3 separate regions of the Mus musculus genome follow, and regions 1 and 3 are each linked to region 2. Evidence: chromatin loops called from intact Hi-C (ENCODE). Cell type or tissue: heart. All regions are shown on one strand. Links, peaks and the distances in the headings refer to the core of each region. The heading gives the core; the rest is flanking DNA.

Region 1 (3,391 bases), core at 457-2,956, 370 kb after region 2:
GTGGCATGATAGACAGTACAAGAAAGCCCACTTGGGCACAGCCCTGAAGGCCAATCCGTTTGGGGGCGCCTCTCATGCAAAGGGAATTGTGCTGGAAAAAGTAGGGGTTGAGGTCAAACAGCCAAATTCTGCCATCAGGAAGCGCGTCAGGGTGCAGCTCATTAAAAACGGCAAGAAGATCACAGCGTTCGTGCCCAATGATGGCTGCCTGAACTTCATTGAGGAAAATGATGAAGTTCCGGTTGCTGGATTTGGTCGAAAAGGTCATGCTGTAGGTGATGTTCCTGGAGTCCGCTTTAAGGTGGTTAAAGTAGCCAATGTTTCTCTGTTGGCTCTATACAAAGGCAAGAAAGAACGGCCAAGATCATAAAATTTGACAATGGAAACATAGGAATAAATTTTCATATTCTGAAAAAAAAAAGTTTCTAGCTGATTCTGGGAGTCTGGTGGGGTTAAAAGTAAGAGTATGACGATGGGAATGGTCATGGTGGCTCAAGAGAAGTCATCGCACATCCCAGACTATCTGGGTTTGGAAGAAGAGGGGCTGGGGGTGAGTGAGGGTGGGTGGGTGGGTGGAGGTGGGTGTTGTGTATGTATGTTCCAGACTCCACTACGTACTGTACGTACTGTGCTTCTGAGGCTCCAGTTAACAGTCTTCTCATGGTAAGATACATACATCTTCCAGTATTCCCCACCACACACACACACACACACACACACACACACACACACACACACAAAACCCTGGAGGACTACATTTCCCAGACTTCCATCCACTTAGGTATGGTCATGTGACTGGGTTTGTCCAATTAGCAGCAAATGAATGTATCAGGGCAGTTTCTTCTTTTTAGTTTGTTTCTTTGAGATTCACCACCCCCCACACACACGGTTGGCCATATGACTATGAAGTCAAGGACAAGTCTAAAACTACCTAGCTGCTCTGTGTGTGTGTGTGTGTGTGTGTGTGTGTGTGTGTGTGTGTGTGTGTGTTGGGGATTTGAGTCTGAGGGTTCTTATGCCCACACTCCCCTACCATAGTATGTGGGTTTGAGTCCCTCTGTGTTCCTCTGTACCTTCATCAGCTATTGCATGAGAAACATTACAGCCATCTCTGCTTAAGGATGGAAATCATTGTGCCATTGGGTGCTTCTCCTATTGAGCAAACAATAGTGTGTGCCTACTCACGCCTAGATGATGTCAGTCAGCTGCCCTGCCTGTCAGCTACCCTGCCTGGCCTCTTGCTGTAGTCAAGAGATATGGTAACCGTGAGCTGGATGGGGTGGCATACTCAGGACGTAGCAACATATGGCTTGTAGCAAGCTTTAAAAAAAAAATAGCAGCAGTTAGGGGCTGGAGAGTTAGCTCAGTGGTTACGGGCAATGTTTGTTCTTCCAGAGGATCTGGGTTCAATTCCCAGCGCCCACATGTCAGCTCACAATTGTCTGTAACTCCAGTTCCAGAGGATCTGACATCTTCAGACAGGCAGGCAGACCAAAAAACCAATGCTCACAAAATAAAAATAAATAAATTGGAAAAAAAAAAAAAGCTGGGTGGTGGTGGTGACACAGGCTTTTCTTTAATCCCAGCACTCAGGAAGCAGAGGTAGGCAGATCTCTGTGAGTTCAGGTCTTCAGCTAGAGTTTGAGAATAACCAAGGTTACACAGAGAACCCTTGTCTCATAAAAACAAAGCCAAACTGTGGTAGTGTGGATTGGCCCAGGGAGTGGCATTACTAGAAGGTGTGACCTTGTAGGAAGAAGTGAGTCACTGTAGTGGTGGCCTTTAAGATCCCCCTAGAGGCCGGAGGATGTCAGTTTCTCCTGACTGCAGTTGGAACAAGTTGTAGAGCTCTCGGCTCCTTCTCCAGCACCAAGTCGGCCTAGACAGTGCCATGCTTCTCACCATGATGATGATGGATTAAACCGCTGAAACTGTAAGCCAACCCCAACTAAATGCTTGCTTTTATAAGAGTTGCCTTGTCTCTTCATAGCAGTGGAAACCCTAACTAAGACAGAAGTTGGTACCAGAGACTGGGGTATTGCTATGATAGGCCTGACCATGCTTTTGTTTGGAGGGTGATATGAATGGTGCAGACCTTGCTCAAGGGGTTTCAGAGGAGAGGAATTTTAGTATGTTGCTTGGAGAACATTCTTATGAAGTTATGCTGAAGAACGTGGCTGCTTTTTGCCCTTGTCTGAAGAGTCTGCTTGAAGCTAAGGCGAAGGCAAAGAAAGAGAATCAGATTAATTGCATTGACAGAAGAAGTCTCAGAAAAGCCCAGCATAGACTTTGTCCTCTGGTTCGCTCCCATGAAGAGTGTTTTGATCAAGTGTAGCAAGCTTAGAAAGGAAAAATACAAAATGGGCATCGGGAAGTGCGATGTAGGTAAATCCTGTGTTTGAGGAGATAAACAGATTAAGGGAGTGGTGATTTTCAGCAAGCTACGCTTATTGCTTGTGTGTTTGCAGTTGAACAACAGATAGTTAACCTTGTTGAGACTGCTATTGACTATGGGGACTTTTGAAGTTGGACTAAATATATTTTGCATTCTGTTAATCTGGGTATGGCCTCCATAGACTCATATGTTTGAACAAGTTTATGGGGCTAGGGGGTAGAATGTGGTGGTTTGGATATGCTTGGTGCAAGGAATGGCACTCTTAGGAGAGGTAGAGGAAGTGTGTCACTGTGGGGGGTGAACTTTGAGACTCTCCCCCAAGTGACCTGAGGATGCCTTTCTTGACTGCAGTTGGAACAAGATGTAGAACTCTCAGGCCCTTCTCCATCACTATGTCTGCCCACATGCTGCCATGCTTCCTACCATGATGATAATGGATTAAACCTCTAAAACTGTAAGCCAGCCCCAGTTAAATGTTTGCCTTTATAAGAGTTGCCTTGGTCATGGTGTCTCCTCACAGCAACGGAAACCCCAACTAAGACACAAACAAACAAACTAGTAGACCTGTGCCCTAAAATGACAATTAAAATAAATCATAACCGATGTGGCCAGAGCTTTCACTTGTCCACCTAATAGACAATGCCCAGACAGCTATCATCACAGAGTCTCAGGGGGCTGGTGGGTTTAGAATTGAGTGTCACATGCAGGAATCAAGGACTTTACTGTGCTGGTTGAGGCAGGGAACCACACCATGGAAAAGAAGCCATGGGTACACAGTAGCTCTAGAAAGAGGTCATTCTCTGGGGCTTCCCTCCTGCCCACAAGCAGCACAGCCAAGCCCTCCATCTGTGCCACTGTGGGGCTGTAAGGAACCAGGAAACAGCACTGACTCCCACTCACTCCATAACCAATACCCGGGGGGTGCAGAGAAAGAGGCTCCATTTTAACCATCAATATACTTGTTTGTTTTAAAAATCCTGGGGCTGGAGATGGCTC
Region 2 (3,406 bases), core at 363-2,862:
TGGATGTGGTGAAGCAGCCAGCACATGTGGCGACATCACATCAAATCTGCAATGGGAGGCAGGCTTAACCACTCACCCGCCTTCCCGATCTGCACAGCCAGGCGTGTGAGTTTGCCTTGCAGCACCGACTTCTCTTTCTTGGGTATCCTGGCTATTTTCTTCTCCTTGTCCTCACTGTCGAGCCCCTCTTGGCTGTTGAGTGGCTGGATTTCCAAGGCCACTCCATCCTGGGTCTTTGCTAGGGTAGACACACGGACAGAGCAAGTGAGCAGGCAAGAATATAGCAGTGGATGGCAGGCAGGTGGAAGGCAAGATGCCCTTCTGTCTCTTCCTGGAATGTTCCTTAGACCCCTGACTGGTCCTCACCCATGCCAGACACAGGACTCCACTAGGGCCTTTGGGACATGTCTGACAACTGGAGATGAGGTCGAAGATGCTTCTCGGTCTGGATTTTCTCTTTACCACAACTTCCTGGCATCCCTCAGAGCCACAGGCCAGGTTTATAGCAACAAGGGGATTGATCACACCATGGAGGCCATCTATCCCCTTACTAAGCATCCTCTCTGGAATCCAGACCTTAAAACAGGGAATGTTTACTGTAGAAAGGGATCAAAGGGCTGATGTTTCTAGAACATAAGGGCCCTAGTCTATTCTGTTAAAACCCACTTCCCCCAATCAGGGAAGAAAGACAGATGCTCACCCCACCCCTCCCAAGACCAAAGTTATTTTTCAGCTTCTATAAAAGTTGAAGGACAAGGGAAGAAGGAGGTACAGAGCAGGACCTGAGTTGAGTATTTTGGGGCGGGGGTGGGGTGAAGAATAGAAGCTGCTCTAAAGACACAGAGGAAGGCAAAGCAGAGAGCACGGGCACATCAAACCCAGGATTTCCCCTTTGGAAGAAGAATAAAGAGACCTGAAATTCAAGTTCTTTCTCCTTAAGCCCGGGTGATCCAATATGGTGACTTTATTTCTGAAGAATACTATGATGTGTGTAATGGGGGAAAAACTACTTTAGGAGCCATGTCAAGACTACTTCCTGCTGGTCCCCGTCCCCCTCCAACGTCACTGTTTGCTTAGGAACTCCCTCCTGAGTTACGGTCTCTTCTGTCGGATGCACAAACAAGACGGAGATGGGATGCAGACACAGCCACCAAGAGAAACACAAACCATATCAGGAGGAACAAAACAGACTGTGGTGAGAACAAAGAAAGAAGTGGGCAGAGAGGCAGAGGGAAATGTCTCTTTCCAAAGCCTCAGAGCAGACGAACAGAGAAGAAATACAAACCAGAAGACACCCATGAGGCGGCTAGCAGAGGAGGGTGCAGGGACTGCCTGGCCAACACCTTCCACCGTGACTTCCAACCCAGAAACTGCCGCTGCCGCGGACAGTGAAGCAGAGCTCAGCGCTGAGAAGAGCGGATCGGTACCAAAGAATTGTGGACATTGCTTCCTCAAGCTAACAGCAGAGGGTGCTGCTGTTCTGCCTGAAGCCCACCCCCAGATCTCTGCACCATCCTCAGGATGAGGCACTGGGCCACAGCAGCAGATAACAGATTATGGAGAGGGCAGGGAGGCAGATGGCCTGGAGAGGTCTGGTTTGAGCGTGGCAGGTAGAGATGGAACGTGAGTGGGTGGAGAGGTTACCTTTGTTGCGATTTTCAGGGGCTCCTTGTTTTTTACCTGTTTGAACAAGAAAGAAAAAGCGGGGTGGAGACCCAAAGTAACTAGAATAAAGAGATGATCTGATATCCAATTCTGTCCTTTCCCAGCACAGAAGGGTGACAGTGAAGGAGGAGGTCTGCGGGGCAGGGAGATACTTGGAACGGAAGCTCACGTCTCTGCTCAGTCATCCTTCCTATCTCGATTCAAATGGATCCCTGGGAGCCAAGCATCAGACAGCTGCACACACGGTCATGCCTGAGCTTCTCCTGCAGCTAGGAGGGAGGATGCTCCTGTCTTGAGTCACAGCTCTTGAGAAAATGAGGGTGGGAGTTAGGGAGAGAGAGGCTGGAGATAGCTGTCTGTGGCGAGGCCCTAAAATGCATCTTCAGGTCAATTCAACAGGCCCTAGGCAAGCTTTCTAGGTGTTCAGCTGAGGGCAGCTGTAAAAATGAATAGTTGGGTTCTGAGAGAGTGTTACTCTTTCATAAGCTTCTCTCTACTAAGTACCTCAGATGATTCTCAGCCAAGTGCTAGAAACCCTTTTCTTCCCACAGGAAGAAGGAATGCTCAAAAAAAGGCCTGAGTCTGGCTTTCACATCTGGGTCTCTTTCTCCTGATGTTCCTACCTCAGGAAGAAGTGAGTGACCAAGACTAGGGTAATTGCGGGATGAACATAGTCTCTTGGCTCCCTATCTTCCAGCTGTGCCTGTCTTCAGCGGAGAGCCCACAGTTTCTGTGGGATCCATGTTTTGCTTTAAGTCACTTCCCTCTTAGCTGGGATAGTTCATTTTTACCCCTCAGTCCTTGAGGAAGAAGGGAAGGGAAGAGGAGGACGTCATGGAGGCAGTTTGGCTGGAGCTCTTGCCTGCTCTTTCAGGCTGGGCTACCCCTCACAACCTACCGAAGACACAGGGACTGAGGAAATGCAATCTGACCTGAGGGATTTGAGTCAGGGTTCGATGGTTTTCATTGGTGCTCCTCAGAGACACAAGGTCGACGAGTGTGTGTGTATGCACGTGTGTGTACCTTCATATATGTCTATGTACCATGGGTTTGCCTGGTGTCCACACAGGCCAGAAGAAAGCACAGGATTCCCTGGAACTAGAGAGCTGTAGATGGTTGTTAGCTGCCAATGTGGGGCCTGAAAACTGAACCCGGTCCTTTGCAAGAATATGTGCTCTTAACTACCGAGCCACCTCTCCAGCCTCACAACTGACATTTGCATCTTGCCTAGGAGGCTGGGTATCTGTTGCTTTGTCCCGGCAGACTTTCCTAACAGCTCTTCCGTCTGGATCTGCTCTCCGACCTTTAGTTCAGTCACAGGGATGAGAGAATCTCATTCGGCACGCCCCTTACCTTTCTTCTTCTTGTCATCATCATCTTCTTCCTCACTAGCTCCTAAGAGGGTGAAGATGATTCCAGTCTGGGAGTTGACCCCCACAGCAGTCACTACCATCCGTCCAGAACCTTCCATCACGTGAGTCCCTACAGAAGGGAAAGGAGAAGGCAGAGAGGGATGAGTGCTGTCTGATGTTCTTAGCTGTGATCTGTTAGGAAATACAAACATAAGAGCATGGTGCTCCCTTTTCTCTGTGGATTGTAATTAATTTAGTAGGCAGCAAGAAAAAGCTAGATGAGCCTGTTTAAAACAGGCCAAGGAGACAGAGGTTAAGGTTAACATATTAACTTTATGCCATCCTCTCAAACAACAGAACTCCTGTAACACTTAATGAAAAACGTCTTT
Region 3 (3,391 bases), core at 457-2,956, 370 kb after region 2:
GTGTCTGAAGTGTTTAGTGACTGATGTCTCCATCAATCAGGGAAAGAAGGTGGGGGCTTGAGCAGCTGCTGTGTGCGCAGTGCTGAGGACTTAGATGCGGCAGAGTTAAGGCACCTTTCCCCGATCTCCCACACACATCACACACCTCTCATGTGTGAAGTGACCCTCCTGGAAGCCCTTCCCTCTGCCTTGCTGGGCCTCCCTGGGAAGAATGGATGCCCTAAGCTGACAAATGCCCAGCACCCCAGGCTATGATGTAGGACAGGGTGTAGTCTCAGGGTTTCATCCCCAGCACCCAGCCTGTGTGCACACACTTATACACTCTCCCTACACCAGCCTTTTAGACATATTTGCACACTCACCACACGGGATTACAGTAGCAGTCTGTTGTACACCTGTCTCCTGCATATGTGGTTGCCTGAGAGCCAAGCCTGTAGATGTTAGCCAGGTAGTGTAATCTGAAGGTGGAAACAAAACAAGCTACAGAGTTATTAAGCCAAGACCCGACCTGCTGTTCCTCAGGAAGTTGGGACAGCAGAGGGAGGGGCAGAGGCCACTTAAGGAACTAGTTTAGGCTCGACCTGAGAATTTAAATCTACAGGTGTGGGCAGTGCACTGGTTGTTTACACAAGTTTCTCTGAGCTCACCTTTCTGCTCTTCCTTGCAAAATCAGTTTATGTTCAAAATTATGGCAAACTGTAAAGCCCTGAATTATCAGGCCTACCATGTGAGCCACCAGACCCTGAAGGACAGGAGTAATAGTGTAGCCATCTCCTGTCACCTGCTTGGACACAGGGTAAAGGGTGAAGGTCTGGGTTACATCACCTCCTCTGGAGGCCACTGGACTGATCCTCTCCAACACCTGACCCTGGTCAGGACTTCCTCCAGGGCTTTTCTTCCACAGGGTTATGGTTCAATGACCTCTTGTTCTATAGGTTCCTGCCCATGCCCCATTTTGAAGAGGAATTCAAGATGACCCTTCCGTCAGTGTCCAGGGAGAGGGGATGGGTTCAGGAGGGGCAAAAAAGCAGTGGAGAGGGGCCTGGTCAACCTTTCTTGCCTGCCTCTCAGATTATGCCCATCCTAGATGAATGTCCCTCATGGGAATCATTCATAGATCCCTCTCCTGCAGAAGGTATCTGCGCACATGTTCTCTGTCTCTGCAGAAGGGGACCTGGCCCTGACTCCACAGTTCCCTTCTCCAAGATTTGGGATCATCCTGGTGGTCACAGCCAGAGTCCAGGATTTAGGCTGACTCCCCTGCACACAGACAGGGTTATACATGCACACACACACACACACACACACACACACACACACACACACAGAGAGAGAGAGAGAGAGAGAGAGAGAGAGAGAGAGACTCCCAATCACAAACACTCTCAGAGGAAGTCAGAGTGGGAAATAGTGATTGTCTTTATAAATAAACATCCAGGCTCAGTTCAGACTTCTTGGAACGACAGGTTCCTTTTCTGGGCTGAGTCACACCTGGCCTGGAGCGTACCTATTCAGACAGGTCCCTCCCCATCAAGTGCCGCTTGGGACCAAAATGGAGGTCTTCCTCCCCCTGCTGGTCACTTTGAGAACATACCCCAAGATGGGCCCATTAAAAGCTGGGAAAAGTCTCACTCTATGGAGAAGATGAAGGATGTAGGCGCCCAGTGATCTCTTTCTTTTTATTTTAGGAGGCAACAGTGAGTTCTGCCCATCCTTCCAAAGTTAGGCGTCCTCTCTCTGCTGTATGAAAGAGATGCTGGTGTTCAAAGTGCTCACAGAGAGTTACAGGCAGCTCATGTGTCAGCCTCCTTCCAGATCTTGCCCTATCAGCCAACACTCCTCTTTTCATTTAAAAGTTATCATCATCACCATCACCATCACCATCATCATCACCTCCACCACTACCACCACCAACACCACTATTATTTATTTGTTTGCACATATCTGTGAGGACCAGAAGACAACACTTGGAGCCAATTCTCTCTTCTCACCATGGACCCTGGGAATTCATCTCAAGTTTTCAGGCTTGGTAAGCAAATGCCTTCAAGTTCAGGTTACTCACCGAACCATAGCCCTACTCCCCGGCACTTTTCATTTTAGTTTATTTACAGTGTACGTGTTTGTATGTGTGCGCTCACATAAACATAACACAGTGGAAGGGCGAGGGGTCAGAGAAAACTTTGGTTCTCTACTTCCGTCGTGCGGGTCCCAAAGTCCTTTCTGCCATGTGGGCCCCAAGTATCAAACTCGTCATCAGGTTACCTTAGGCATCTTTATCTACTAAACCATCTCACTTGCACCAACTCCCTTCTTAATTCCACCCCATCCCGGCCAGCTCTGAACCATTTCCCTATTCCAATCCCATTCTGCCAGGAACAGCTGAGGTGAGCAGACATCGATCATTGCTGACTGACTACTCATGAGGTGGGTGGAGACAGGAATCCACAGAAAAAGCCCCTAACAGACCAAGGGCCTGTAGGGGGTACTTAAGTCTGGGACAAGAGGTTGTGACATCTCTCCCATGAAGAAGCTTCCATCCAAGGGCAGTGGGGTTGGGGGGCACCCCAGATGACCAGGGAGCACTGAAGTGCATATCACATACCCAGGGCATGGCTGGAGGTCACGTAGAATCTCCTCAGAGAGCGTGGGCCAGGCCTGTCTTTACCAGGGGACTCCTGGGCACCTTCCCTCTGTGCTCAGCATGCCCAGGGCCATGAGGCCGCTCGTGTCTCACACAGTCGGGACAGAGCACACGTGCTGCTTTTCATGGGACTGGCTGTTTGGTCTCTGCTCGCTGGACCTTCATCATCAGTAAGTGCTTTGACTGAGTTAGGGGCTGGCTCTCCCCACTCCTATCTAGTCCTGGCTACCTGCAGCATGGGCTCCAAGTTGGGACGTCATATTACCTCTCCAGGGACCTTTGTAGGCTGTGTGTCTGCTGGAGTGAGTGACACGCAATCCTCAAGGCTCCTGTTGTCACCTAGGAGAGGGTTTCTTTTGGTCACCTTTCCTCCTTGGTTCTCTCGTATAGTCAAGAGCCACCCTAGAATAGATCAACCTGACACCCAGGGAACCCGGGGAAGATGCAGCCCAGTGATTACAGGACAAGGATCTGAAGCCATTGCCTGGGACCCGGGTCCCACTTCAGCAGATCAGTGTTATTTTGGGCAGCCAGAGCTCCATCTCTGAACCTCTGTTTCCCGACATATTGTCAGTCAGGAAAATAGTCCTTACGGCCTAGCGTTGTATAGAAACCGAATGCATCAGCACAGTGACATGGAGGAATGTGAGTACTATGTCAAAAACCAGGGTCCATAAAGGATAAACAGGATATTTTGCCAGAGTCTTAATTTTATCAGAGAGGGGGAGGGGCTCCCTTTGGAAGTAAACCAGA

What was found. Hi-C counts contacts between places; a loop is a spot of excess contacts. Peaks named below come from ENCODE experiments on the same cell type or tissue, not always from the same donor. Only the 100,000 strongest peaks of a DNase experiment are listed, where the experiment ranks them.
Region 1: it touches region 2 in a loop (2.4-fold over the local background); 7 of 42 quality-filtered maps call a loop at or near these places.
Region 3: it touches region 2 in a loop (2.9-fold over the local background); 7 of 42 quality-filtered maps call a loop at or near these places.

Annotation. Positions count from the first base shown.
Region 1 is chr1:134,109,430-134,112,820 of GRCm38, forward strand. Chit1 (chitinase 1 (chitotriosidase)) reads left to right here and starts at 1,813. Exons shown (of 12, transcript NM_001284525.1): 1 at 1,813-1,933. It also overlaps the pseudogene Gm8618. In heart, for the core only: CTCF peaks have their summits at 1,827 and 2,029; no DNase peak of the experiment used is centred there.
Region 2 is chr1:133,734,972-133,738,377 of GRCm38, forward strand. It overlaps Atp2b4 (ATPase, Ca++ transporting, plasma membrane 4), which reads right to left. Exons shown (of 20, transcript NM_213616.4): 5 at 3,019-3,147; 6 at 1,645-1,680; 7 at 77-238. Among named protein-coding and RNA genes, the nearest start is that of Mir6903, 10 kb to the left of the region's middle. In heart, for the core only: a CTCF peak has its summit at 1,462 (motif pointing right); a DNase peak (open chromatin) is centred at 1,560; H3K4me3 peaks cover 394 bases; H3K27ac peaks cover 624 bases; H3K27me3 peaks cover 248 bases.
Region 3 is chr1:134,105,392-134,108,782 of GRCm38, forward strand. No RefSeq gene overlaps it. Among named protein-coding and RNA genes, the nearest start is that of Chit1, 4.2 kb to the right of the region's middle. In heart, for the core only: a CTCF peak has its summit at 1,576 (motif pointing left); DNase peaks (open chromatin) are centred at 1,480 and 2,670; H3K27ac peaks cover 62 bases; H3K27me3 peaks cover 421 bases.